7 separate regions of the Mus musculus genome follow, and all the other regions are linked to region 1. The links are chromatin loops, found by intact Hi-C in ENCODE. Cell type or tissue: gastrocnemius. All regions are shown on one strand. Region 1 has its middle 4.5 kb from the start of Crb2. Region 2 holds the start of Strbp (spermatid perinuclear RNA binding protein). Region 3 overlaps Rabgap1 (RAB GTPase activating protein 1). Region 4 overlaps Strbp (spermatid perinuclear RNA binding protein). Region 5 overlaps Rc3h2 (ring finger and CCCH-type zinc finger domains 2). Region 6 overlaps Rabgap1 (RAB GTPase activating protein 1). Region 7 overlaps Rabgap1 (RAB GTPase activating protein 1).

What was found. Peaks named below come from ENCODE experiments on the same cell type or tissue, not always from the same donor. Only the 100,000 strongest peaks of a DNase experiment are listed, where the experiment ranks them.
Region 2: it touches region 1 in a loop (6-fold over the local background); 17 of 42 quality-filtered maps call a loop at or near these places.
Region 3: it touches region 1 in a loop (4-fold over the local background); 7 of 42 quality-filtered maps call a loop at or near these places.
Region 4: it touches region 1 in a loop (9-fold over the local background); 11 of 42 quality-filtered maps call a loop at or near these places.
Region 5: it touches region 1 in a loop (3-fold over the local background); 13 of 42 quality-filtered maps call a loop at or near these places.
Region 6: it touches region 1 in a loop (4-fold over the local background); 12 of 42 quality-filtered maps call a loop at or near these places.
Region 7: a loop joins it to region 1, with 3 times the contacts of the local background. A loop is called at or near these places in 8 of 42 quality-filtered maps.

What each region holds. Positions count from the first base shown.
Region 1 is chr2:37,769,743-37,773,742 of GRCm38, reverse strand. No RefSeq gene overlaps it. Among named protein-coding and RNA genes, the nearest start is that of Crb2, 4.5 kb to the left of the region's middle. In gastrocnemius, CTCF peaks have their summits at 1,532 (motif pointing right) and 1,801 (motif pointing right); DNase peaks (open chromatin) are centred at 1,551, 1,785 and 2,018; H3K4me3 peaks cover 743 bases; H3K27ac peaks cover 804 bases.
Region 2 is chr2:37,700,105-37,704,104 of GRCm38, reverse strand. It overlaps Strbp (spermatid perinuclear RNA binding protein), which reads left to right and starts at 760. Exons shown (of 18, transcript NM_001379315.1): 1 at 760-913. In gastrocnemius, a CTCF peak has its summit at 800; DNase peaks (open chromatin) are centred at 256, 657, 1,569 and 2,107; H3K4me3 peaks cover 2,253 bases; H3K27ac peaks cover 1,941 bases.
Region 3 is chr2:37,483,734-37,487,733 of GRCm38, reverse strand. Rabgap1 (RAB GTPase activating protein 1) reads right to left here. Exons shown (of 26, transcript NM_146121.2): 6 at 3,849-4,000; 7 at 558-668; 8 at 156-222. Among named protein-coding and RNA genes, the nearest start is that of Gpr21, 31 kb to the left of the region's middle. In gastrocnemius, a CTCF peak has its summit at 2,159 (motif pointing right); no DNase peak of the experiment used is centred here.
Region 4 is chr2:37,636,394-37,640,393 of GRCm38, reverse strand. All of the region lies in intron 4 of Strbp (spermatid perinuclear RNA binding protein), which reads left to right. Among named protein-coding and RNA genes, the nearest start is that of Mir5128, 50 kb to the left of the region's middle. In gastrocnemius, a CTCF peak has its summit at 1,666 (motif pointing left); no DNase peak of the experiment used is centred here.
Region 5 is chr2:37,377,933-37,381,932 of GRCm38, reverse strand. It overlaps Rc3h2 (ring finger and CCCH-type zinc finger domains 2), which reads left to right. Exons shown (of 22, transcript NM_001100591.1): 14 at 1-63; 15 at 2,929-3,075; 16 at 3,412-3,625; 17 at 3,998-4,000. Among named protein-coding and RNA genes, the nearest start is that of Snord90, 20 kb to the left of the region's middle. In gastrocnemius, a CTCF peak has its summit at 1,558 (motif pointing left); a DNase peak (open chromatin) is centred at 1,539.
Region 6 is chr2:37,510,273-37,514,272 of GRCm38, reverse strand. All of the region lies in intron 13 of Rabgap1 (RAB GTPase activating protein 1), which reads right to left. Among named protein-coding and RNA genes, the nearest start is that of Gpr21, 4.4 kb to the left of the region's middle. In gastrocnemius, no CTCF peak of the experiment used is centred here; no DNase peak of the experiment used is centred here.
Region 7 is chr2:37,555,896-37,559,895 of GRCm38, reverse strand. Rabgap1 (RAB GTPase activating protein 1) reads right to left here. Exons shown (of 26, transcript NM_146121.2): 21 at 3,590-3,700. Among named protein-coding and RNA genes, the nearest start is that of Gpr21, 41 kb to the right of the region's middle. In gastrocnemius, no CTCF peak of the experiment used is centred here; no DNase peak of the experiment used is centred here.

The DNA.
Region 1 (4,000 bases):
GTGCCACCACTGTCCAGCTAATACTCCCTATCCCTAGGCAAGCCACTTGATGCTCTGAGCACTGCCCATCAAAAATATCACTCCAGGGGCAGAAGAGATGGCTCAGTGGTTAAGAGCACTGGCTGCTCTCCCAAATGATTTGGGATCAATTCCCAGCGTGCAAATGGCAGCTCACAATTAATGGGTTAAAAAGCCAGTTCTAGAGGATCCAGCACTCTGGCCTCCACATGACGCAAGAAAAATACTAAAAAACATAAAATATTTTTCATTTATCATTTGAAATAGCACTTCATATGAAAGGTCCATGGGCAATTACTAAGTTGGGTGGTCTGTGGGCTGTCCTACAAACAATTCACCCTGAGTCTAAACCCCACTCACAGCCAGAGGCACCCATGTCTCATGATCAACAAAAGACCCAGCAAAGGGCTACATTCAGAAGAGGGCTTACCTAGCATGGCTGAAGCCCTGGCTTCTACTCCTGACACATAAGCAGGGTGTGGTGGTGCACATCTGTGACCGAAGCGCTTCGGAGGCGGAGGCAGGAGGATTAGAAATTCAAGATTGGGTTCTGTGCCAGCTGCTGGAGGGGTTTTTCCAACTGGAAATGTTGTCTATTTTGTCTGTTAACCCTAAGCCCATGGTTAGCCAAAGCCAAGCTGTGCCAGTGGTCTCCTTCCCTACCTCGCAGCTCTCCTTCCTCCTCCAGTGAAGGTGACAAAGATGAGGGTAGGGGTTGCTTCCAGAAGCACCCACCCCAGCTCAAATGACAGGTCACCATGATGAACTGCTGACACCCTGCTGATGTTTTGCTGCTGGGTTCTAGAGTCACCACCCCAGGGAAGAGTTCAGATCCACATCCAGACTCGGTCAGAGCCTCCACAGGCCTTGCATGGACTGCAGTCACCAGTGTAGACACACCTGTCAAGGCTCCAGTGAGAATCACTCAGTTAGTCACTCTTGCAGAGAACTCTCTCATCTGGTGAAGAAGACAGACATACCGACAGAGCAGGAAGGTACTGACTGAGAGCCCATGGAGCCTCAAGGACAGAGACAAACTCTCTGGGGACAATTTTCCATGGGACTTGGAACCATGAAGTATGAATAGGAGTTTTTCAAGTGAAGAAGCAGAAGCTACAGCTGGATAAAATTTAGGCTGGGCGAATGTCAGTAATGACAGAGTCTGAGGACACCAGCATTGCCCAAAAGCAGAGTAAGATAAGAATGGGGTTAAAAGAGTGGGACTGGGGCTGGTGAGATGGCTCAGTGGGTAAGAGCACCCGACTGCTCTTCTGAAGGTCCAGAGTTCAAATACCAGCAACCACATGGTGGCTTACAACCATCTGTAATGAGATCAGACTCCCTCTTCTGGTGTGTCTGAAGACAGCTACAGTGTACTTACATATAATAAATAAATAAATCTTAAATAAATAAATAAATCTTAAAAAAAAAAAAGAGTGAGACTGTTGGTGCAGAGCCTGAAGGTACCAAAGAAATTAAATTTGGTCCTAGGGCCACTAGGGGGAGCCGAGGTAAAGGATAAAGCTGGAAATGGCGTGGTCAATTAGAATGGAAAGATTGTGGAAGATGTGTTGTACGGTAGGACCAAGAGAAACTGGGAGACGTCTGGGTTGAGACATTGGATGCCTTCGAGGGCTGGGGAGATGGAGACGGAAGGAGCAGAACCAAGAGTTCTGCTAGGTAAATCATGATGAAGGGGGTAGGGGCAGGCGGGACAAGGGTTGACTAGAGGAAGATGACAAAGATAAAGGACAAACTGCAGGTCCCTATTTAGCCACCAGAGGGCGCTTCAAGACAGCACAGGCTACACTTTTCCCCGAGGTACCTTCAATAGACTCTTTATTCTTCAGTGGGATTTGCATGTGGGGATTGGCCTTCCTGGAGTAAGGTGGAGGTAAGCAGAGGTCGAGCGTTGCAGGCAAATTTACAGCTTCCCTTTCTATCCTTCTCGCTGTGGACTGACTCACCAAGGTCGCCTCAGGGTCAGATCCAAGTAGTCCTGCTGCCCCTGTCGGGAGAGAAAGAGACTGCAGCGCCCCACATCGGATAGACTAGAGGAATGGGCTCTCCCTGCGAGTTCCAGAAAAAGCATAGTTGGGCGTTTCCCACGAGCTGCTGTATATACCCTGCCCCCACCTCTCAGTATTTCGGGTCTAGGAATGGTGACTGTTTGGGGCTGGGTAAAGTGAAAATACAGACTCTCCTAGCCCAGTCTGGTGAGAGAACCTCGAGTTGGTGAAGCTCAGGCTGTTTTTGGAGTCATGGCTAAGTGTCTCAGATCCAGGCTCAGTACAGGATTCAGTAATCCAGTAACTCAGCTGTTTAAGCTAGAAGTTATATGCCATTTGGGATTCTGAACCCTGCGCTTGCAGCTTAACATCCTGTGTGCCGGCCACCCGCAGGAGAACCAGCTTTCCCCAGCCTCCCCTCTCAGGCCTGCAGGGGCTGATGATGGCCAGAGAAGTGCTAGAATGCAGTGTGTCCTGTCGGACAGGTGGACAAGAAGCAGTTAACCTGAGGGATAGACATGAGGCATGAGAACGGATTGCCAGGGCCGAGGTGGCCTCAAGCAAAGGAGGCCACAGAGGTCCAGGGAAAGGACCTAAGGTAGTGGAGCTAGGACAAGACACACATGGCAGCCCACGGGCAGTTAGGAGGGAGGGAGGGTGCAGACAGCCCCTGTGAGAAGGTCTGAAAGGATGGGGGAGCTGAGGGAGGGGAGAGAGTGGCAGGGGAAACTTTTGGGAGAGTGACTGACATCTCTACTTGCATCTAAACGGAGCAATCTTTTCAATTTTTTATGGAAAAAAAAAGTAACAAATGGAGTCGCTGAAATCGGAAACTCTTTCCTATTCGATCTGACTGAAGCAACAATGTAAGCCGAAAATAATTCCAGCCGGTTTTTTCACTAACCTGGAAAGAACCGGCCCTTGGGCCTGCAGGCCTATCTCCTCAGCTGAACTGAAGGAATGTATCATGTTGGCGCTACCTAGGCAGCACAGCTCCTGTTTCTCAGGAAGGCTGCAGCTTAGAGGGAGGGGACCCACACGCTACTGTGTAGCAGCCTGAAATGGAAGACTCTTGGCTGTCAAGTTTGCTAGGGTCTCTCTACACAATTTATGGCTGCCTACGTGCCTTCACGTGCACACATGACACACCACGCCATTCACATCTCTGCTCCCATGTCACACCACACACACAGAGACACATAGAGAAAATACTCTCCAAACACCTGCACACATGTAATTCAAGATCCCAGAAGCCACACACATTCCTCACACAGACGCGGGCTCAGTGCTATTCATTCACACGCTGACCTCTGAGTGCCCAAACATATGAACCTAATCATATTCGCATACATATGTGCAAAAACATGTATGTATATCTTATCTCACCCCACACTTAAATGCTCATAGACATGTAGTGACTCTAACAGAGTATCCCCAGTACTTGTATAGACAGGGCACATATGATATGGGACACTCATGAATTCCAGAAACATCTGCAGGACACATCTAAAGACTCAATCTTGATATACCCGTAGGCATATCCTCCCCCTCACCACGCATTCAGAAACACTCACATGCACGCATGCAACCTCACACAAGCAAGCGCATGTGTGCATGTACATAGCAGACCACAGAGCCGTGTGCAATAGCATCAGAATACAGCTGTACCACCTGGGTCACCCCAAGCTCTTTTGGCTGAGTCAGAGTGATAAGTTTGGCCCTGTCTCACCCCTCCAAGAGCCTGGGAGTTCCCAACAGTGAACAGTAGCCTCCTGTACAAAGGCCAAGGCCACAAGCCCTCTGGAAAGCCCCAGGGCTAGTTATTAGCAAGTGCCTAGCAGCTCGGAGGTGCAAGAGGCTCCGTTTCTCTCTCTCTCAGCTCAATGCCAGCTATCGCTGCCTGCCCATTGTATGTGATTTTGGAGAGTGGGAGAGTTGGGCAAAATGAAAACTTTGTCATCTGTTTGGGCTGA
Region 2 (4,000 bases), 70 kb after region 1:
TTGCTATGTGCCAGGAAAATTCATATCTATTGTTTTATGCCATCTGCTCAACGGCTCTTAAATAGGAATTACAGTTTTAGTTTTTGTGAAGTGGAAACTGAAGCTCGAGCGGTTCGGTAACTTGGCCAAGGTCACACAACCGGCAAGTGGGAGGGGGAGCGAATCAAGGAGGGATCGGAGTCTCTTACTCAGCCAAGGTACTGCCTGCCCCTCCTCCACCCGGGAGGCATTGCGGCGCTTACTCCGTTAGCGTAAAGGCCGAGGCTGGAGCTGGAGAAGCATCCCGCACCGGGACGCAGAACCTGGGGAAGCCGGCTCTCATTGCGGCCGGGAGCAGCTCTCAGAACCTGCAGTTACGAAGTTAATGCGCGCTTAGCTCTTTTCAGCAGTTGGCCTCCGCCCAGCAACGCTTACCGCCGCAGGCACAGCGGGGCTCAGGTACGGTTTGCGGCCCGGGCTAGGCGCCGCGAGGTGGGCGGGACGCAGTTTACGTAAGCGGTCTCGCAGGTGCAGGCGGCGGCCGCGGGCCTGAGCGCCCTGCGCGCTCCCAGGTGCGCAGTTGACGCAGGCGACAGCGCGGCGCGGCGGCGGCGGGCGCTGGCCGGAGCTCTCAGGTGCGGCAGAGCGCGCGTGCAGGGGGCGCGCGGAGGGCGATGGGGCGGGCTTTCCGTTCCCCAGCAGCCGCGGGCCCCGCCCCCTGGATCGGCCAATGGGCGTGCTCGGCGGCGTCACGTGCTTGCCGCCGCCGCCGCGGTCGCTGCCGAAGCCGAGCTCGGATCCGCGAGCGCCACCAAGGCAGCAGCCGCCGCAGCCGCCGCCGCTGTGCTGAGGAGCCGGAGACGCGGGCGGACGAGGTGGCGGCGGCGGCGGAGCGGGAGCGGGGAGCGGACGCGGGCGGAGCGCGGCGGCGCGGGTAGGCTGCGGCGGGGCCGGCGCCTGCGCGGCGGGCCGTCCCGGGCGGGCGGCGGTTGAGGCGGCGGTTGAGGCAGTTGGCGGAGGCTGCCCGGGCCCCGCATTGTTTGTTGTGCGTCCTTAGCAGCGGCGGCGGCTGCTGAGGCGAGGAGCGCGGCGCAATCCCAGCCCCGCGGCTTGAGCTTTGTGGTCGCCGCCGCGGTACCCGGCCGGTCCGCGTCAGGACTGCGGGTCGCCTTGCTTGCTTTCGGGGTCGGGGTCGCGGGTCCCGGCCCTGAACCTCCCGAGGGCGTGGGCAGCGTGCGGGGCGCCAGCTCTGGGGAGGTGGGAGGGTTCCGGACTCGGGGCAGGTGCTGGAGGACGTTGCGGGCAAGAGCTGGGGAGAGGCTCGGGGGGCGGGCACAGGGTGTGGGCAGATTTGGGTGTAAGGGAGCGTTGAGGGACCCGGCCCCACGGTGACCAGGGCCTCAAGGGCACGCCTGGGGGACCCATGGGGGCCTAGGTCGGGCTCGAGAGGGAAGGAGGACGTTCCGTTTGGGGATTCGGATGGGTGTGTAGGGGGATTTGGGGCGGGCAGGGGCAAGTGAGGTGGTGGAGGGAGGGACAAGATGGGCACCTCTAGGCAGAAATGGAAGGAGCAGATGCCCTGGTTAGCGCTGCTTGTGAGGGGCAGAGAATGGGGCAGGCAGCGGGAAGGCCACCGGACGCCTGAAGGGAAATGGCGGAGGAGGGGTCCGTAGCTGGGAGTGTGGCGAGCAGGCTGAGCCCCAAAAGATGGAGGGAAGGAGTGTCAGAGGAGGGGGTTCTCTCAAATGGTGGCGGTTGAAATTGAGGGTATTCAGGCAGGAGATGTCTGTCTGTGTGTGTGCGCCCAGGACGTCAGGAGTTCCCTAGTGAGTATCTGGCTGGGAAGTATGGAAGGAGACAGGAAGGGGTTGACAGGCTTGGGGAAAATGGCTTGGTTCTGTATTCAGGGTAGAGGAGGATAGAGCAAGTGGGAGGAGGAGTGGTTTACACAGGTACTGAGTTTGAGGGCTTTGGGAGAGAAATGGGGATAAGGAGGTTATGTGGAGGTTTTAGGTTGGGTGGAGAGAGATGTCAAGGCAGGAGGTGTGTGTAGCAGTAAAAGGGCAGCAGAAGTGAGTGAAGCGGAGGGTGTTTGTGTGAGAAATTCTAGTGGGCACCAGCAGAAGAGGAAACCTTGAGGTTGGGAGCACCCTGGAAAGGGATGGGGTGTGTGGCAGGATGGAGAGTGGGGTGGTGAGCAGAAGGGAGGGAGAGGAAATATGGGAGTGGTAGGTAAGGTGTGTGTGTGTGTAAATGGAAATATTCCCAGGGCAGGAGGTGTGGAGAGAAGTTGGGAATGAGGAGGAAGATGGAAGCGGGGGTATGTTTGAAGGGAAATCAGTAGTAGGATGTAGGGGGTATGTTTGAAGGGAAATCAGTAGTAGGATGTAGAGGAAATGAAAGGAGTAGGCAGGGGACAGAAGAAAGGGTATTTTGTAGTAGAAAATGTAAAGGAATAGTACTTATACTGAAGGAAAGGAGAGGTGTTTATGGGTTTATGGCTGTAGCTAGAAGGACAGTTGTATGGAGTTGGTGTGCTGAGGGAAGTAGGATGCTCATGTTTAAAGCAGGAAATGACTGTCAGAGAGGGTTCAGAAGTAGGTTACTTAATTAAGATTTTGGAAGATTCAAGGTGTGGAAGTGTGAGGAAAGATTGGAGTTTTACAGTGTTAAGACATTAAAGGTGGTTGCCTTTAATCTCAGTGCTTGAGAGGCAGAGGCAGGTAGAGCTCTGAGTTAGAGGCCAGCCTAGTCAGTTATAGGAGAGCCAGGGCCACACAGAGAAACACTGTCTTGAAAAACAAAACAAAGACAAGCAAACAAGCAACAACAACAAACCCAAAAGACAGTAAAGGGTCCAAAATTAAGTCACTGAGAGATAATAAAGGGTAGAGTGCAGATGTCCAATGGGAGGAGAAAACTAGGGAGGATTATTTTCAGGCTTAGAGGAACTAGAAATTTGGGACAGTGGACACAGGATGTGGATCCTAGACTGATTAACAGAGAATAAAGGACTTTCAATTGCATACAATATCTTTTTTTAAAATTTTTTTTAATTAGTTATTTTCTTCATTTACATTTCCAATGCTATCCCAAAAGTCCCCCCTCCCCTCCCCCCTCCCCTCCTCCCTGCATATAATATTTTAAAGTTAATTTTTTTAGGATCAAAGAGGTGATGAGCCCCACTTTTAGTTTTACAGCAAGTGAATGGGAAAGGAATAAGGAAGAGCTGACCACCTACTTTCAAATTGGGCAGTATGTGGTGTGTATTCACTTAGCTCTGTTGACTGAGTAGACATGTGGCTATACATTGTGAAGAATACACCCAAAAGGTAAAGGAAATGGAATTGCAGTAGGTGCATAGTAGATGTCTTTGTGAAGCTTCCTGAAAGCAGGTCCCAGAGGCCAGTAACATCAAGAGCTCAAGAGAATATGCAGTTGATATGTTGTGTCTCAGGTACCCAGAAGCTTCCTGGGACAGTATTTGGGTGCTGGATGATGTAATATCAGAGTCTCATGCTACAGGCTGACAAATATAATGTAAGCTTCTAAAAGTGGGAGAAATAGAGCCTTTGGATTCTAACCTTTAAAATGTTAATAACCAACACTGGATTGTCAGCTCTTTTTTTAACCAAGTAATTGAAGTAAACTTTAGCTGAGGCCTTTAGGTTCTTATGTATTTTGGTTTGCTTTGATGGTGTATGTAATGTTAGCTTTAAATGAGAGAAGACACTTCTGGAGTTGGGTGGATGTAAGTCTACCATCAGCTTGCCAGGTACATGGGAATTAAACTTCAGGATTTTGAACCAACATTTCAGTGCCTTGTCTCCTTTAGTGATCTGTAGCTTATGTTAGAATTTGTGTGTGTGTGTGTGTGTGTGTGTGTGTGTGTGTGTGTGTGTGTGAGAGAGAGAGAGAGAGAGAGAGAGAGAGAGAGAGAGAGAAAGAGACAGAGACTGATTGATTGATTGGGAAGATTAAGGAAACTGCCTTGAGACTGTTTTATAGTAAGCTCTGTTTC
Region 3 (4,000 bases), 290 kb after region 1:
CACTTTTATATAAGTGTTTATATATAAGACATGTTTTGAGTCTAATGTGATAAGGTAAATCAATAGACAAACAAGATAGAAGTAGTTTATAGATTTCTAATAAAAACCAACCACAACCAAAAGAGCCCACAACAACAACAACAACAAAATCTCACCAAATCCAGCAAGTGCATATCACTGTTTCGGACATCTTTTCCTGGGCTAAGGAGAAGACCAAAGCACCTGTTTAAAAAAAAAAAAAAGAGAGAGAGAGAGAGAACTGACATAAACTTGTAATAAAACTAAGAATATAACTTAAACCAATATTGTCATCATAATCATCTTTACCTGAGCTAAGCAATTTTTTTCTTTTATTATCACATACTAGAGATCAGCAGTAATAACTAAAGATTTATCAGAGTGATTTTGAGAGTAAGAAACACTGCAAAAAGCACAAAATAATTACCAAGAGTCAATATACTCTGTAAGTAAAATTCTAATAAAGTGTATGACTACTCTACTAGACAGATTAAAAAACAAAACTCATATTTACACTAAACATAAAAAAATATGTTTACCTTTCAATGGCAAGTTCTTTGTTAGCTGTTTGCTGCACACAGATAACAATCTTCTTATCAATTCCTTGTCGAAGTTTAAAGCATTGCCTGTCCTTGTCTTTGGGAACAGCACTGTAAGAAGGCCAGCATATTTCATTAATGTTGCTAACAATTATCTTGTCAGATACAGTGGTAACAAAGACCTTAAATTTCTGATTCTTTCCTCTGGTTTACAAGTAATAGCAAGAAAGAAACTAGAACTGAATGTGAATAACAGGATGAAAAAAATGTGACCAATTTCTTATTGCCTAGCCATGACAAGTTACTAATCTTATTGCCTAGCCATGACAAGTTACTAATCTTAGGTAGTGCTGACCTTGTGTTATTAATACTAATGTTGTTATTATTAAAACAAGGAAAGGAGCTAATAAATACCAGCTTAATAAAGATGAAAAAGCCACTTTACAAAATTAATCACCAAATGTACCATCTATTCTCTAGCTCTAGGGGCACTTTTTTCAAAGGTAACAGTGACAGAGGTGACCAGCCATGATGCAGGAACTCTTATCACTGTAAAACACTAACTTAACACCAATGGGACTATTGGTAGATAAAATAATGAGTAGCTGAACACTGTTAAGTATTTATCACTTAGATACTCCCTTGATGTGCTGTGCATTTGTGTTAGTTGCCAATCTAATATTCTCTAATACTTTTATTACAAAGCAAAGAATTCTAGCAAAGGAATCTTCAAATGATAAACATGTTCAAAGAAAAATTTCATACTCCAAACTGTTAAGTATTTCTGGCAAACAGGCCTCATTTTCATCTGTCCTTATGTACCTTAGTCCCTCTCATTTTAAAAAATATTTACTATGTATATAGTGTTCTGCCTGTATGTATGCTTCCATGTCAGAAGAGGGTACCAGGTCTCATTATGGAAGGTTGTGAGCCACCATGTGGCTACTGTAAATTGAACACAGACTTTTGGAGAGGCAGAGGTTTTAAGCCTCAGAGCTGTCTCTCCAGCCCCTAACTTAGTCTTTTATAGTCTAAGGATAGTTAAGTATAAGTAAACATAACTCTCTCAGCAGTTTGAAACAGCAATGAGCTGAGTAAATTACAACTCAGAAGTTGCCTTGGGTTCAACTTCTGAGTTGAACAATACAACTCAGTGCTTGCCAAATATGCCTTGGGTTCAATCTTCAGTGCCAAATAACAATACAAACTCAGTAAAGTCACCTGACGCAGAACTATTTGGTCTGCATTAATTGGAAGCAAAATGGAAAGTGTAACCAGTGGGAATTCACTCTATTGAACATTGGGGGCCAATTTGTACTTCTTGTCCTGTTAGCTATGTTACCTTTACATTTAATCCTCACTGTATACCTTAAAGAAAGATGATCAAGACTTGGGAAGCTGAGGCACAATTCTATCTGGTTGAGTTGCTTGTAACGTTAAATGAGACCAAATCAATTAATCAAGCAGGCAAGTAAACAGCCAGGCAACCAACCTGAACCAATCATTTTGAAAGTTTCTCAGGGGTAAATTTTTACAAGTTGCTTGGTAATAATTATAACAATGTAAGACTGATTTCTTTTTTCTAATAATAAAACTGGCCACCAGGTGGCACTGCAATTCCAAACAGACACTAGTTTCAGACAAAACTAGTCAGCTACTATTTTTTTTACTGGAAAGTGATTTTTAGAGATCATATATTTTCTCATAATTTGATTTTGCCCATGTTATGAGGAAGACATATGTACATATGATTATTAATTATGACCACTCATTTTATGATATGAGCTATATGGGAAAAAATCCAGTCATCTTGCAAACATTTAGACACAAAGGATTTGTGTGTAGCCACTGCATCTTACAAATAAGGGAATTATAGACTGGAGAGGTAAAGGAACTTCAAAATGGCCACACTGTTAAAATTAGCAACAATTAAACAAAAGTTTTAATGTTTATTTCAGGGTCCTTCCTATTATTCAAAGAAATATTTCACTTAAAAAACCAAACCAGCCAGGCATGGCAGCTCAGACCTATACTATCAGCGGCTGGGAAGCTAAGACTGGAGGGCTACTGTGAATCTGTGGCCGGCTGGAGCTTCATTCTGAGGTGATTTTGTTGCTGGTGTTGCTATTGTTTTTTGATCCCCATTGGTTTTTCAGACAAGCTTTCTCTGATTAGCCCTGACTGCCCTGAAGTCACTCTGTAGACCTGGCTGTTAGGCTGGCCTCAAACTCAGCCATCCTCCTGCTTCTGCCTCCCAAGTGTTAGCTTATATTCTGAGTTCTAAGCTACACAATGATTTCCAGTTTCAAAGGATAAATGAGTGAATTAGTAAAATGAAATAATGAGAGATGAACACCAATCGTAGGGTTTTTTTTTTTTTAACTGTATATAGAAGGCTCGACTTGGGACAAAGCCCATTATTTCCCTTTTTATGTGTTTAGACAAACTTTAATGGTAAAACTGGATGTCAAAAAGCTCTTTAAATAAAAATCAGACAACCAAACTAACAAAAAAAGCAAGACAAATTGTGCTGGACAGTTTCATGCCAACTTGACATGAGTTGAAGCTGTATAAGGAAACCTCAGTTAAGACAATGGCTCCATAAAATCTGCTGTAGGCAAGCTTGTAGGATATTTTCTTTAGTGATTTATGGAAAAAGGTACAGTCCATTGTGGGTGGTGTCATCCCAGGGCTGGTAGTCCCGGGTTCTATTTAGAAAGCAGGCTGGGTAAACATGAGGAACAAGCCAGTAAGCAGCACCCTTCCATGGCCTCTGCATCAGCTTCTGCTTTCAGGTTTTGGCCTTGTTTGAGTTCCTGTTTTGACTTCCACCACAGCAATTGTAACCCTAACTAAGATACCAATATCGCTATAAATGTAGTCTACCTAACTTTGGCCACCTTGAGTCCTAATTTTTATCAGCTGTCAGTCAACCATTCTGACTTAAAATAAAAGATAGTCATAAGATGAACTTTTCTAATGCTTTAAACATTAACACTGTAGCCAGGCAGTGGTGGCACATGTCTTTAATCTTAGCATATGGGAGGAAGAGGCAGGTGGATCTCTGTGCGTTCGAGGTCAGACTGGGCTACAAGAAAAACCTGTCTCTAAAAACAAAAAGAAAAAAATTAAAGTAAATCTTTCTTTTCTCCCTTTATTACTGCATAAACGTATTCCCTGTAGAAGTAATCATTTTAAGTATCAAATATATCTAGTCTGACCTAGTTTCTTCTGTACCACAAATAATAGTATACTAAAATTAAGCAAAATAAATAATTTGAGATGGCCTACCTAAAATAACCTTTACCATCATCTTCTTTTATTTCTAAAGACACAGAGAAGGTAAAGATGTCGCTGTCAGGAGTCTGTGGTGCAGCTGTGGCTGAGAGTGGGGTCTGCTTGGCAGAGCGGCGGAAGGCGGTGGCAAAACTGTAAAGTATCCG
Region 4 (4,000 bases), 130 kb after region 1:
ACTCTGAACTCAGCCTGTGAAGCTAGCATGCCAAACAGTTTGACTTGTTGAATCTTCTTGCAAGTCATAGTTAAAGTCACCTACCTGCTAAGTTTATGAGAAGTCACTATTCCTGTTTAGTTTCCAAATTTCACATTGGGTTGAGTTTAAAAAGTTTTAATGATGTCATACTTTTGTGCTCTAGTTAATCTAAATCTAACCTTGCTCATCTATCCTAGAGATGTGTGCACCACTGATTAGGAAGCTGACATTGTCTTTCATTTCAGTTATGTGTTACTTGTAATTAATTGGATTGTAGCTTCTTGATAATTTTTCATCTTATGTTTTAGTTAGGGTTTTTGTTGCTGTAAAGAGACACCATGATCAATGGATCTATAACTTCCATTATAGATGTTGTGAGCCCACAGTGTGGTTGCTGGGAATTGAACTCAGTACTTCTAGAAGTCAGTGTTATTAATTGCTGAGCCATGTCTCCAGCCCTTTTTTTTAAGTTTTAAAAATAAAGTTTAAAAAGACAAAAACCCGTGTATATTCATTGTATAAACTATTAGATTTTATTGGGTCATTCTGATCCATATCGACCATGTACTTTTATCCTATTCATCTATCTATTTCCTTCTTTTGCTATTCTCTCTCTTCTTGTCCTTTCCCAAATAATCTGGCTGTTGGTTTTAAGTCTTAAAAACAAACAAACAAATAACTCCTTCCTCAACTATGCATTTATTTGCTTGTTGTGAAATGCAAAAGACAACTTGCAAACCTTAGTTTTCTACTATGTAGGTTCTGAGGCTTGAATTCAGGTTGTCAGCCATGGCAGCAAGCATCTTTAAGACACTCAACTATCTAGCCTCCTTTTTTAAGTTGTCCCCCCCCCTTTTTTTTAAAGTTTAGAATCTTATAAGAAAGAGGTCATGGAGGTTTGGGACTGGAGAGTTGGCTCAGTGGTTAATAACAGTTGCTCCTTTTCAGAGAATCTAGGTTAGTTTCCAGCACAACTATCTGTAACTCTAGTTCCAGGTGATCTGATGCTCTCTTTTAGCTTCCATGGGTAATGCATACATGGTGTTGACATATATACACTCAGGCAAACCATTCATACACACAAGTAAAAATAAGTAAAACCTTAAAAAATGAAATGCACATATGATTTGTCTTGTGGCTTTGCCCTACATGATGCTCTATGGTCCCATCCATGTTCTTGCAAATGATATAACTTAGTACTTCTTGAGTAATATTCTCTTATGTATAACTTAGTATACAATTAGGGTGAGATGCTTACAATCTCTGACTTGCTGAGTGCTGGGTTTAAAAAAATGCTTGTTACGACCCCACCCATCTGGGATCATTTTTTGGCTTTGAAGATACAGCAGATTTGATACAGTTTACATTTTTGTGGCATGGAAGATACAGCAGATTTGATACAGTTCTGTCTACACACTAGTGCTTTCTCTATGCAGGTTGAACTTGATTTCTTTTTCAAGTGAGGATCTTTATTTCTAAGCACCACAGTTTTAAAATATTACTGTTGGGTCGGTGAGATGGCTCAGTTGGTAAGAGCAGTGGCTGCTCTTCTGAAGGTCCTGAGTTCAAATTCCAGCAACCACATGGTGGCTCACAACCACTCATAATGAGATCTGATGCCCTCTTCTGGTCTGTCTGAAGACAGCTACAGTGTACTTATTTATAATAATAAATAAATCTTAAAAAAAGGGTAGTTCCCTTCTTTCTTTAAAATGTTACTGTTAATCTAGTAAATCTTCAAGGGAAAATTCCAAGAGAAAAATATTGGTTTTTGCAGACCACCTCAAATTTTAGGAACTTTGTGCTTTCCAGGATAGCAAAGACTAAAATGATTCTGAGGTCTTTTAAGGGTTAAGCTAGAAGAGATGAAAGAGACTTGAACAGCCAGGGGTGGATATTATGAGACATGTATTTCCATTTAAAATAGTCATAGCTTTCTAACAATAAATTTTCTGTATCTGGGTAAAGGTATGTTTCATTGGAAAGTGGTAATCTTAATTTTCCAGTGATGTTAAGAATAAGTTATATACATGTACACACATTTCCCTCTAAGTGTATATCAAATCACACGTGTATTATTATTGTAATATTTCAAAAATAATTTTTAGTGTTCATATATTTCTTACTACACTTAGTTTTTTTGTGTGTGTATGTGTGTAAAATAATCTCTAGTAGGACCTTTCTTGCAGGCTAAATACCTTTTCTGAACAGTTACTATAGGAACTGTTCAGTTATTTACTATTTTTTTTATTAGATCATTTTCTTTATTTACATTTCAAATGTTATCTCCTTTCCTGGTTTCTCCTCCGCAAACCTATCCCCTGTCCCCTAAACACCCCACCCCCCCACCCCCACCCCGCTCACCAAACCACCACTCCTGCTTCCTGGCCCTGGTATTCCCCTACACTGGGGCTTAGAGCCTTCATAGGACCAAAGGCCTCTCCTCCCATTGATGACCGACTAGGAGTTATTTACTATCTTAATTGAGATGGAAATACACCTTTTTCTCTCTACTGTTTTCCAGGGTGATTTTAGAACTTCTTTGAACAAAGGAGGCAGAGGATGACAAACCCAGTAATCTTTGAAGTTAGTGCTTGAAGATAGTCTAGACCAAACTCATTATATTTTTGACTTTTGATAGATCTTAAAATTGAACATTTTAATTTTTTAATAGATATCTTTAAAAAACCTATTTACTTTCACTTTATGTGCATTAGTATTTTGCCTACATTTATGTTTGTTTGAGGGTGTCAGATCCCCTTAACTGGAGTTATAGAAATGTGTGAGCAGCTAGGTGGGTGTTGGGAAGTGAACTCTGGTCCTCTGGAAGAACAGTCAGTGATTTAACAACTGTTAATCTTTCCAGATCCAATTGTTTTGTGTGTGTGTGTGTGTGTGTGTATCTGTATGTATCTGTGTCCGTGCAAGCACTTACATGTGGAGATCAGAGGAGTATTTGATGTATTCTTCCTCAAAAACTCTTCACCTTGCTTTTTGGGACAGAATCTCTTGATGTGATCTGGGGTTTTCTATCAGGAGAGGCAGGCAGGCTGGCCATCAAGCCCCTGGGCATCTATCTGTACCCATTTTTCCCAGTTCAGGGATTCTAGACATACACTACTGTGCCTGTTATTTGTATTTTATGTTGTGTGCACCATATATGTGATGCCTGAGGAACTAGAAGAAGGTATTAGGTGCCCTGGACCTGGAGTTACTGATGGTTGTGTGCCACTCTGTGTGCTGGGTGCTGAACCCTTGTCCTCTGCCAGAGCAGCAAGTACTGTTAACCCCTGAGCCAGGTCTCCAGCCCTGTCTATTTTATGTGAGTACTGGGATCAAACATGAGTCTTCTTGCTTGTGTGGTCAGCACTCTATAATAAACTCATCTCTCTATCCCTCTAATACATAACTTTAATGTCCCCTCCACTCCCATTGGCAAAATGATTTGAACAGTTTTTGTTGTTCATTTCACTTCTGGGTGTTTCATTCATGGTGTATTCTTTTCTTTCTTTGACTTTTGTTCAATATTAGTGTAATGAGTTTCTTTTTCTTGCTTTTTTTTGAAGTATTTAATAATAAAGTGGTATTTTAAAAATAAATAACTGAGTTTTATTAGAGCATAACTCGTATTATTTTCCTCATTCTATTTTATGTCAGTTAATATATATTAAGCTTGTTTGTTAAGAAATTCCTTGTGCTCAGTGTGGTGGCGTACACCTTTAATCCCAGCACTTGGGAGGCAGAGGCTGGTTCTGAGTTCAAGGCTAACAAAGCAAGTTTCAGGACAGCCAGAGCTACACACAGAAATCTTTTCTTGAATCCATTCTCCACCTCCATCCCCCGCAAAAAAAGAAAAGAAAAAAGAGCAAGGAAAAAAATTGCTTTATATGATTTATTTAATTATATACTTAATGTCTAATATTCAATTTATGATTTTGGATAGTTTATGAAAGCCCAAGGATTATATGGTTATATCATT
Region 5 (4,000 bases), 390 kb after region 1:
CCTGTGGCCACACAGTCACCAACACCACCTTCTCCTCTATTCAGTGTAGACTTCCGATCGGATGTAAGAAAGGTTTTATTTAACCTAATGGTCAAACAGCTTTAACTAAGGCAACTTTGGATATTTTGGAATAGTTTTATATGGAGTTTAATTTAGTTTGGTAAACAGTGTGTAGACTATGGCTAAATGTTAGGAGAGTCTCAAGGTAAGAGTTCACTACCAGGATTTCAAAAGCTTTGCAGCATAGACTTTAATATTTCCTATTTCTATTGTTATGTTTGTGTTTTGGTTTTAGGCTAAGTCCAAACCTAGAGCCTTGAGTATCCTCTACCACTGAGCTTCACTCTAACCCCTGATTGGTGCATGCTTCAAAATCATATCTATACCTACCATATACCTAGTAACTACTTTTAAAAATGCTATTTTATTTAATTTTTACAAAACCTTAGAGGTTAGCCGGGCATGGTGGCGCACGCCTTTAATCCCAGCACTCAGGAGGCAGAGGCAGGCGGATTTCTGAGTTCGAGGCTAGCCTGGTCTACAAAGTGAGTTCCAGGACAGCCAGGACTACACAGAGAAACCCTGTCTCAAAAACACCAAAAAAAAAAAAAAAAAAAAAAAAAACCTTAGAGGTTGAGTATTATCCATATCTTATAGGTTATAACTCAGGGAGGTTATGTAATTACTTAAGTAAGATCTTTCTGCTTATAAGAAGCTGCTATTTGAATTCTAATTTTTTTTTCTGTTTCATAAGAAGTAGAGAAACGCCTGCTGTATTACTTCTGCTATTTATATTTCTGTTAATTATTCTTGTTATAACAAAACAAGAAAACAAGGCTATGACAGAATGATTTCTATTCTACCTGTCTCTTTTAATGTATGTTATGTGTGTGTTTCATTTCTCTAAATACAATATATTTATAGAAAAAAAAAAACCCTTTATTTATTTTTAAGACAGCATTTCACTGTGTAACCCTGACTGTCCTGGAACTATCTTTGTAGACCAGACTGGCCTGGATCTGCCTGCCTCTGCCTCCCAAGTACAGGAATTCTTAAAAGGTGTGTGCCACCATCATCTGGCTGGAGAAAAATTTTTTAACACACACACATTCTCTGATTTATTCCTGACCCCTAGTGTTTCCAGTACAAAAACAAAAACAAAAACAACAAAAAAAAAAAAACCCACAGTTTGTAAAATACCTTTTATTAGGAAAAGCTTCAGACATACAAAATTGTAGACTCACAATAAATTGCACATAATTATCATATCATTTCCATAATTATCAACTTGTTCAGATTTGTTTCATTTGTACTTCTTGCCACTGGGTTGTTTTGTTACAGTCCTAAGTATACATACATATTTGTTTTTAATTTAATTTGTTGGGTTTTATTTGGTTTGGTTTGGTTGTTTATGATTTACTTTTACTTTCTAATATTTGTGTGTTTGTGCTTGTGTATGTGAATGAGAGAGAGCAGGGTGGGGAGAGGGCGTGGGTATATGCCAAATGTACTGATGCCCACATTGCCTGGAGTTAGAGAAGGTTGTTTGCTGCCCCCCTGTGGTAGAAACCAAACAGGTACTCTGGAATAGCAACAACAGCAAGCACATGTAACTGCTCAGCCATTTCTCCAGTCTCCTAATTTTGTGTTTCACTAGGTAGCCCAGGATGTCCTCAGATGCATAGTAATTCTCCTGCATTAGCCTTCCTAGTGCTGCATGTACACGTGTTAAGTGAAACTACCATGATTAGATTCGTACTTGTGTTCATGAGTGTGTCATAAAACACTGCATTTTTAACTTATTCATATTCATCTCACTAAACTAAGACTGCCTCAAATCAGGTAAACAGCATGGCAATGATTGATAGAGATATCATTTAATAGGAAGATATATTTTCACTGTTTTATGCAGCATACTTTAAGAAATAAGTATTTCTCTGATATTCAGCTCTTCTATTGGCAAATTGCATTAATTAGGACAAAATGTTTGACTTTTCCTCAGTTTCCCTATCTCTATAATTAGTAAACTAGATTTAATGATTCTTACTTTTGGGTCCTGTTAATATTACTATATTGCCTTATTTCCTTTCACATCTGTTCTTTTCCTTTCTTAGCTTCAGAGCTGCCATTAAATTCCTTTTACTATTTAATACTGTATGATTTATTATGTTCCTTTTTTTGCTACATGATCTTTTCTCGAGAGTTACAGATCACTTTTAGACATGAACCGTTTTGTGTTTATTTTTTCTCATTGTTCCCAAGTATATTACACCATGTTAGTGTGTCATTGTTAATTGATTTTGATAGTACTGGTCAGGAATTTTGTAAGAGAACTAAATCAGTAAGACATCTTAGGAAGTAGGGGTGCTTGCAGCAGCAGTTTTCTGGGACTCGCATGGTAGAGGGAGAGAACCAACTCCTACAGGTTGTCTTCTGGCTTCTATTCACACATAATGACACTTGTGTACATATATAATAAATAATTAACATTTAAATTTTTTAAAAAAATTAAAGATCACTTAATAGGACCAAAGTGAAAAAAGGTATAGAATAAATAACTTATGAGACAAAGGGAAAAAAGCTGTGATATTTTCTATTATATATGGATATTATTGCTTAGAGCTGATTTCTTTATTTATTTGCTTCATTCATTTTGAGAGAAGTTTTGCTTTGTGCAGCCAGGCTGGAGTGGAACTCAAATATATATCCCAGTTGACCTTGAACTCCATGCCTTAGACTACCAAATGATGTTTGTTACGGAAGTGAGCCAACATACCCAACTGTTATTTAGTTATGGGAAAGAGTTTACTTATTAACTACATGATCCTTTAATTGTATGATAGTTACTTAGTATTAGTTAGTTTACAAGCTTGTAAAGTTAGGTTTCATACTAATTTACCTTCTTTCCCCCCTTCTTTTTTTAATCAGTTCTCTGAGAGTGTGAGTGGCGCAAAATTTGAGGAAGACCATCTTTCCCATTATTCTCCCTGGTCTTGTGGTACCATAGGCTCTTGTATAAATGCCATTGATTCGGAGCCCAAAGACGTAATTGCTAATTCAAATGCTGTATTGATGGTATGATTTGCTTGATTGGGGAAGGGGGTGGTGGAGGTAGGGAAGATAATGTTGGTATCTGAAGTTTTTAAATGAATACTTTAGTCTTTCATATTCTGGCTATGTATAACTTACCTGTAAGTATCAGGGTAATATTTCAACAAAACTAATTTTATGTAATGTTTAAATTATTTAACCGTAGTTTGGTAGTTTAATATAGTTGTTATATACCATTGAGATCTAAAGTTAGTATAAAGTTGACCAGAAAAACCTAATTATGTGTTTTGAGAACATACTTTATCTTTAGCTACAGCAATCGTCAGCAGCTCTTTCATGGGTATTTTTTGGTCTGTGTAGGACCTGGACAGTGGGGATGTAAAGAGAAGAGTGCATTTATTTGAAGCTCAGAGAAGGACAAAAGAAGAAGACCCAATTATTCCCTTTAGTGACGGACCCATTATCTCAAAATGGGGTGCAATTTCCCGATCCTCCCGAACAGGTTACCATACAACAGATCCCGTCCAGGCAACTGCTTCCCAAGGAAGTGCAACTAAGCCCATCAGCGTATCAGGTAAGCCATTTTACTAATACCAAGGAATTTTTTTTACCATGTACTGTTTATTCCTAACCTCTGAGGTAGAAAACTTAATAATATGAGAATGAAATGGTTTAAGTAGAATTTTTGGCTAGTGGGAAAAAATACATTGCCATTTTAAATAGTACATATTTATATTCTGATTTTTAAATTTTCTTTCTTTCTTTCTTTCTTTTTTTTTTTTTTTTAGTTTTTTGAGACAGGTTCTCACTATATCCCAGCTGGCCTCAAAGCATAGCTGTGGCAGTGCTTCTGCCTTAGCCTCCTGAGTGCTGGGATTGCAGATGTGTACCACCTTGTCTGGCTTATTTTCTGCCTTTCTAAACTGTTTTTCTGTGTTCCATGCAGATT
Region 6 (4,000 bases), 260 kb after region 1:
ATTGAACAGAGCTCCTCCCAGCACCTGCAGCACCACAATCCCACACTCTACCCAGACTACAACCTAAAGACCTTTTAGAAAGCTTAGATGAGAAACCTTCAATGTCATCTGAATTCAGTTGTTATGTACTTTTTTCTAAAACTCTCATGAAATTTTGTTTATAGATGATTGAAACAGAGACAATCCTTTTTTTTTTTTTTTTTTTTAAAAAAAACCTGCCAAATACAATAAAAATTGTTTTTAGGTTTCAAAAGCTTTTAAATGAAGCTGCAATAACTAGGTATGCATTCCTATTCTTAAAGTTCAGGACCTAGAAGGAAGTGCTAAAAGTCTTGCAATAGCCTAAGGTTTCAGAGCACTTCAAATTTCCTATCGTGGTGGTTTAACTGATAAGTCAACATAATCCAAACCAAATCAAACCAAGACAGACAAAACCATCACCACCACCACCAGGAAACAGAAAACAAGTCAGAAACAGTTCTGATCCCAAGCTTTTAGACCAGGCTAAATGACATAAAACTTCTGTGGGTTAAACAAAAGGAAACAAAACAAAAAAACAAACCCACTAACAACTTCAAAATGGTCAAGACAATATATCAACATTCTTGGAATGCAGGAAACCCTGGAACTTCTTAGCCATGATTTGACAGATGGAATGGAAATGTTTTCACAAAGATATGTGGGGGTGGTCACATAGCTTTAATTTCCTGTTGCCTTATAAGGTCATGCCTAGCAGCACCTGAAATTCCTACTAATGTTAATGAGGCCTCCCCAGCACCCTGGCCCCTGACAATGATGTCCACTAAGCCTGGTGGTCCCTACTCACCCCTCAAAGGTTTAAATACCCTTTGCTCCCCACACTAAAATGAGCTGTCTCACTGAAGCTGCCAGGGAGTCAGTTCTCATGGTGCTTGCCTGAGGTTTCTTTTGCTCCTGGCTGTTCTGGCATCCTCTCCTAGGATCTATGGTTGTGATCACAGGCTGATCATGAGATATTTCAGGGAGGAGGAGCCTGAATGACATCTTAGTATCCATAGAAAATTGGTCCCAGGACCTCTATTGAATATAAAATTCATGGATGCTAAATCCCTAATATAAAATGGTACAGCAGGAAAATGAGGAATATGGTAGAATGCTTGCCTACCTTGACCAAGATCCTGAGTTCAATCTCTAGCACTGAGGGAGGAAGAAGTATTTATATATGGCACTCCTGTACACATCAATTCTTTGTAAATTACTTACAATATATAATACAAAGTAAATGTTAAGCAAATATTTGTTAGATTTTATTATTTGGGAAATAATGATAAGAAAGAAAAGTTGATAGATCTCTATCACTGATGGTTAAATCTGTGCATATAGAATCCAAAACTATAGAAACCACAGACATTTGATATCCCAATGACTGGTCCAAGGTGAAGAACCTCACAGAGTTTATAAATGGAAGAGTGAGAACTCTAGGTCAGAGCTCAGGCTTCCTACCTCCATGTGCTTCCTGCTCAACAGACAACTTTTCACCACTGAGTGCCCAGAGGTACCTTCCCATGATTTCAGTCCTTGCCTATCAAGTTCCAGAGAGAGAATTTTATTTAAAAAGGAAACAATCTGCTCAGTGATGACGCTGTCATTGGTGCATTCTATTTCCAGACTTACTTGAGATGTGGATGGGCCTTCATGGCGTCTACTGCACATGCAACTTAGAGATAAAATACTAGTGACATATAAGTGCTGCTAGTTTAGGGTCTGGATATAAGTTTGTAACTGTAGCAAAGCCTTACACATGGCTTTGTTCAGCACAGAAAAGGAGACAGACACACAGTAAAAAGGAACGAGTAGGTGGGAAGGAGAACATCAGCGTGTGATGTGACCCACTAGTTTCTAATTATAAAGTGAATTTACTGTAGAGGCACTTTTCCTATAAATTTTGAAAACTAAACATTAAATCAAAAGGAACAGTAAGAGATACTGACATAAAATATAAGATATTTTAAAAAAACACAGCTAAAGACAGAAGGCACTAAGGCAGGTTCTGGGAGCTGCAAATTGGAAAGTGCCTTCTTTTCCTTTCATGCCCAGCTCCAGCTGACATGCTACCAGATTCAAACACAGCGATAAGACAAGAAGCAGTGAAGCAGCCTGAGGGGATCACTTCCTGAGACCAGGAGGACTCTTCAAGTGCTTGTTCTGGTGTGGTAGTTTAGTCCCAGAACTTGGGAAGCAGAAGTAGGTTGATTTCTGTAAGGCCAGCCTGGTGTACAGGTCAAGTTCAGGCTAGCAAAGGCTACATAGTGAGACTCTGTCTCAAAAAAAAAAAAAAAAAAAAAACAAAATCAATAAACAAAACAACCTTCAAGTGCATATTTTATACAATGGATTCCATGGGAAAAAAAGAAAAGAAAAAAGAAAAGAAAAGAAAAGAAGAAAGCCTTGGAAACATTTAACATTTCTTCTTCTTTTTTTTTTTTCTTTTGAGGTTTTATTACTTTATGCAGAGTAGAGATTGAGATAGGGAGGCCATACTAAGACTAGCTTCAAAACTTACTATGTAGTTAAGGATTAACTTGAATTGCTCCTGCCTCTACATATGTAGTGTTGGGATTACAGGAGTGAGCTATCAATACATGGCACAAGATTTTATAAGTACAAAGAACACACTCTAAAACAATCATAAAAGTACAATAAATATATAAGCCAGGGACACCATCTCATTACTACCAAGCTTTATGCACTGTGTGCAACTGTGTATGCTACACTTTCGGTAGCTCTTGATTTTTCATTTAACCAGACAACAGCACAGGAAGACCCTGAACCAAAGATTATTGGTTTTGTTTTGTTTTGTTGTGTGTGTGTGTGGCCGGGGGTGGTGGTGGTGGTGGTGGTGGGGTGTGTTTCTGAAACAGGGTTTCTCTGTGTAGCCCTGGTTGCCCTGGAGCTCACTCTGTAGACTGGGCTGGCCTTAAACTCAAGAGATTTCCCCTGCCTCTGCCTCCTGAGTGCTGGGATTAAAGGCATGCATCGCCAGTACCCAGTGACTCTTAACCTTTAATAAGGAGAGAACTTTTTCGACTGTAATACTTTTGTTTTGTAGGTATGTGAGCATGTATGAATTATACATAATGACATTATAATATATAACATTTTCATACACATATTCATCCTCCCATTGTCCTTTCTTCTTCCCCACTCTTATTCCTGTTGACTTCTTTTCTCTTCTCAACTACTATGGTCTTTCAACTACCATAAATTTTTTTCTTCCTGTAAACCAACAAATTAAGGTAGGGTCACTCACAGAAGCAAAAGTGGAGGGTTATTTTCAGGAGCTGGGCCACTAGCTAGTGCTAGTGACTGCATCACTGAAAAAAACATGTCTCTGCCACAGTGATCTTTAACTGTTATAGATACAAGAAGGGGTAGGACCTTGTCTCTTCCTACCTGATAAAATGAATTCATAAGGCCACAATCATGTGCAAGTCTTGGGCAGATGGTCCAACTCTCAGCTGCTGAGAGTTCAAGAGCTACAATTTGCCTGGAAGACACTGAAGTCCATCCCTTCCCACCCTCCTCTTCTGCAGTGTTCCCTGAGCCCTAGAGAGGGTGGCACAAACAGACTCTCTCCTGGAACCTGCCTCAAAAGCTGTATATCAGATAAAAAGACACAGATGGTTCTACCACTCCTTTATAACTCCCACTGTGATCTGTCAGGCACATTCAACAAAGGGCCTTCAACTATTCTTTTGTTTTATTTTGTTTTGTTTTTCCAGACAAGGTTTCTCTGTATAGCCCTGGCTGTCCTGGAACTCACTTTGTAGACCAGGCTGGCCTCGAACTCAGAAACCCTACTGCCTCTGCCTCCCACGTGCTGGTATTAAAGGCATTTGCCAACACTGCCTGGCAACTATTCTTGAGATTGACTTCTTAGGCCTACAATTCTGTTTATGTTGTACATAACATTTTCTTTTGAAGATCATGTCCTTTCTGTATGTTGTTTCCATATAAGATT
Region 7 (4,000 bases), 210 kb after region 1:
ATCAAGGAAGCTAGGGAGCTAGGGATAGTCTTTTTTTTTTTTTTTTTTTGTCCCTTCCTGGACAACTTTCCCCTGCTTCTCTGATATTAAGCAGTGTTGACATCACTTAGACAAGTACTGTAGCTAGGGCTGAGCTAGCTATTCATTGTATTCTTGGGCCTTCACACATGGAACCGAGACAGGCATGGCATGAACAAACTTAAAACAACTGCTGACTACTTGCAGAATGTGCAGGCACTGAGGATAGTTCACTACTTATTCCTCCATTGCAAACTCAAGAGGCAATCATAAGTAAAATGAAGACAGCAGAACACAAGGAAACAGTAAGAGAGCACAGGTGATAGATAGCACTTGCACTTGAGCACTGTGACTTGTGCCCATTATCAGTGCCACGGAGTAGGTGGCTCATAAGAGGCTGACTCCAAAAGTGGGTCATCGAGGGGAAAGCTGATCCAGCTGGAAGCTTTGCTTCCACAGGAGCAAGGTGAGGGAGTCTCTCCTGATGTCTCAGTCTAGACTCTGCAGTACTTGCTCCAGTTCCACTCTTGCTGGCTCTCAGCACTGTCAATGGGAAGGCACACACAGCCTACTGGACTGCCCCAGCTATAGTCCATTTGCTACAGTCATTCTTATTTATATAAGCAACTGAGATGAGAATACCTAGGGATAACATACATAAATCTAGGCTTCTACTTCCAGTCATCTGGGGGTAAATAGGAAGCAGATTCACCTTTCTACTCTAACCAGAATTCTGAACAGTATCTGGGAAACAATGGAGGAGAAAAGAAACCATCTACATTCTCCTATTACTGGGGCTTCTGTCAAGAGTGTCAAGCAGAGAACGTCTGCAAAGGTTAGGGTCCTGGGTGGCTGAGGCAGCAGAAATTGGGGCAGAGAGAAGGAAGTCAGAATAGTCTATAAGGTGACAGAAGACCAAGCAAATATCAAATGATGCAGCAAAGAAAAAAAAAAAAAAAGCAAAACAGGACAGAAAAGCAATTCCTATCTGGATATAATTGAGCATTGAGGACTTGTGTTCACAACAAAGGAGAAACAGTGGAAATAGATGTGGATGCTCCCATGATGTTAAACCATACTCCATAGAGTTGGAAGTAAAATAGATAAATAGCTAACATGGCTGTCATAAAAACACTGCCTATCCAGAATTTCTGATGCTGATTTTTAAAAAGCTTTTCAGTAAATTATAAAAATCTTCAAGATAGTAAAAAAATGTACAAACTAAATCTCTCCCAAAGTAGGAAGAAATAACTCAAAATAGATATTAACAGAACAAATACTACAGAAAAATAAGTAGAAAAAAAAAGCTGGCTTTGGAAAGATCAGCTGTGCTGGTAAACAGAGGTAGGGTGGAGGTGGGCATATCCCAGTATCAGAAGTGTAAAGGGGACACTGCTAGAGATGTACAAACATCAGCAAAGAAGCCCCAGCATCTTCAGATACACACTTGGCCATCAAGAACAAGGTGTGGGAAGACAATTTGATAAAAAGAACATCTAGGTGGTGTACACCTCTAAGCCCAGCATTTGGGGGAATAGACCCATGGGAATCACCTTAAATTCCAGGCTAGCCCTGGCAATTTTACAAGTACCAGATTAGCCAGGTCCAACTTAATTAATCACAGTGAGACTATCTTCAAAACAAATCCAAATGAATTCTAGCAGTTGTCACCTGAAGAATCAGACATTCTCTAATTGGTATAGCTCCATTAACCAGGACATCAACTCATAATTTCCTGAAAATTAAGTTGTAAGCCTCATGACTAAGTTCATTAGATCATAAGCCTGCGTGAACAATTTAGTAAGACCCCTATCTCAAAATAAGAAAATGAAAGCTCAGCTGCAGTTCACCAGTGGAGTGCCAGGCTGGCACATGTGAAGCCTCAGGTTCAGTCCTCACTATTATAATGGCCTGAAGAAAGCCGGGCGTGGTGGCGCACACCCTTAATCCCAGCACTTGGGAGGCAGAGGCAGGCAGATTTCTGAGTTTGAGGCCAGCCTGGTCTACAAAATGAGTTCCAGGACAGCCAGGGCTACACAGAGAAACCCTGTCTCGAAACAAACAAACAAACAAACAAACAAACAAAACCAAACAAAACAACAACAACAAAAACAAAACAAAAAACAAAATAATGGCCTGGAGAACTAACAAATGATGCCATTCTACCTGTTCTCTACCTAAGATTGGTCTAAAGGCCTTGGGAAGTGTGGATGGCAGTGGAAAAGACAGAAGAGTCTGAAGTTACAGTCTTCATTCAGAAATATAATAGTGTATGTGGAAATCTTAAAAAACAAAACAAACAAAAACAAAAATGAAACAAACAAAAATGTATCCCAACTAGAGTAGTCACAGATTTTGGCAAGGTCAGAGTCTACAAAATACTGCACAGAACCATTTTCCATTACTAATGACTGGAAAGTACAATTAAGAGTACACCATTTATAAGAGACTAAAATGGGCAAGTCTGTGAACTGAAAACCTCAAAGTGGTGCTGAGAGGAGCTGAAGGAATGTTAACACAAAGGTGACATGCCATGGGCAGGGGCTCAGAGGCTGTTCACATGTCCAATCTCTCTGAGAATTGACAGATTCCACGAAACCTTGTTTAAAATCCCAGAAGGCATCTATGACTTTAAGTCCTTTGCATTTCTGTAAAAGTCTCCATCAAAACAGCCAAGTGAGGTTTAAAAACAAACCCAGATGCCATAATAACTTAATTTTAAGATTCATTATAAAGCTCTGTAATCAAGACACTGTAGTCCTGGCATAAGGATGTGGGAGCTAGAATGTCAATTAGACCAACCCATGCAGAGTCAGCTGATATTTGGCAAAGAAGCTGAGAAGTGAAATGAAGTCTAGCCACGTGCTGGACCTAGCTGTTCTGCTTTTTTTGTTTTAATGACATATAGTCTCAAGGCAGAGGAGCAACCATGCTTCAGAGGACTGAGACATGGTCTGTCAGCCCCATGTCATGGACCTTTTATAGGTTCCCTCTCCTCATAGCCCCAATGTTACTTCCAGTTGTCAACCTATGCACAGAGGAGAAAGCTGTTCTGGGGTCACCAAGGAGTTAAGTGACTTGGAAATTTCTCTACAGCTGTGTAAACAAAAGCACAAAGAGGCAGAAGGACAACAAAAGTGATAGGGTTGAGATGTGAGGAAATAATAAAAAGAACTTCTTTTAAAAACTGAGTCTCTGAAGTCAAAAGAATGTGAGAGTACCCTACCTTCTTCACCTTCAGTAATGGTTTGGAAGAGTATCTGCTGTCCAGGTGCTCGTGAGTCCTATTTGGCAGTATTTCTGCTTAGAGTGTAAGCATTGAACTCAGGCCATCTGGGTTTTCACTGTGATGGGTGTGCTCTGTGACTAGCTGGGCAACCTACGTGTTAACTTGCTTTGCTCCCATTTTGTGATCTGTGAAAGGGGTCATGGTTTCTTTGAAAGAAAGGCTGACAAATGAGAGGAATCCTAAGGGAAGGGCTGAAAGAATCTACAGTAGTCAACACTAAACTTCAAAGGAGGGATCAAATGTCCTTAGTATGAACTTTCTCTTCAGATCTGTCACACTCACATTATCCAGGTCCTTCCGCAATGCAATTTTGCTGGTGACTAGTTCATGAGCTAAGTCATCGTTTTCCTGTTCCAACCTCATGTTAGCTTCTTGCAGCCGCCTATTTTCCCGCTGCAGCAGGAGGAAAAAAGTCAGTTATGGACATAAATAACAAATCAAATGGAAATGACAGTCTTTAAGAGTTAAGCTTCAAAGTAGGTCTCCAAGACCTGTAGAATAGAGAGACATGGCTCACACAATCATGTTTCTAAACAAATAATTTCTAATTTTCTGTCTCCTCAAAGAAGTGTATAACTGACTATGGTGACCTGTCAAGCAGTTGTCTCTGACTGACTGAGGAAAGAACATCCAACCTGGGCAGCTGGTTTGCAGCAAAACAGCTCTTACTTAGTTTTTGTAAACTCAATCTGA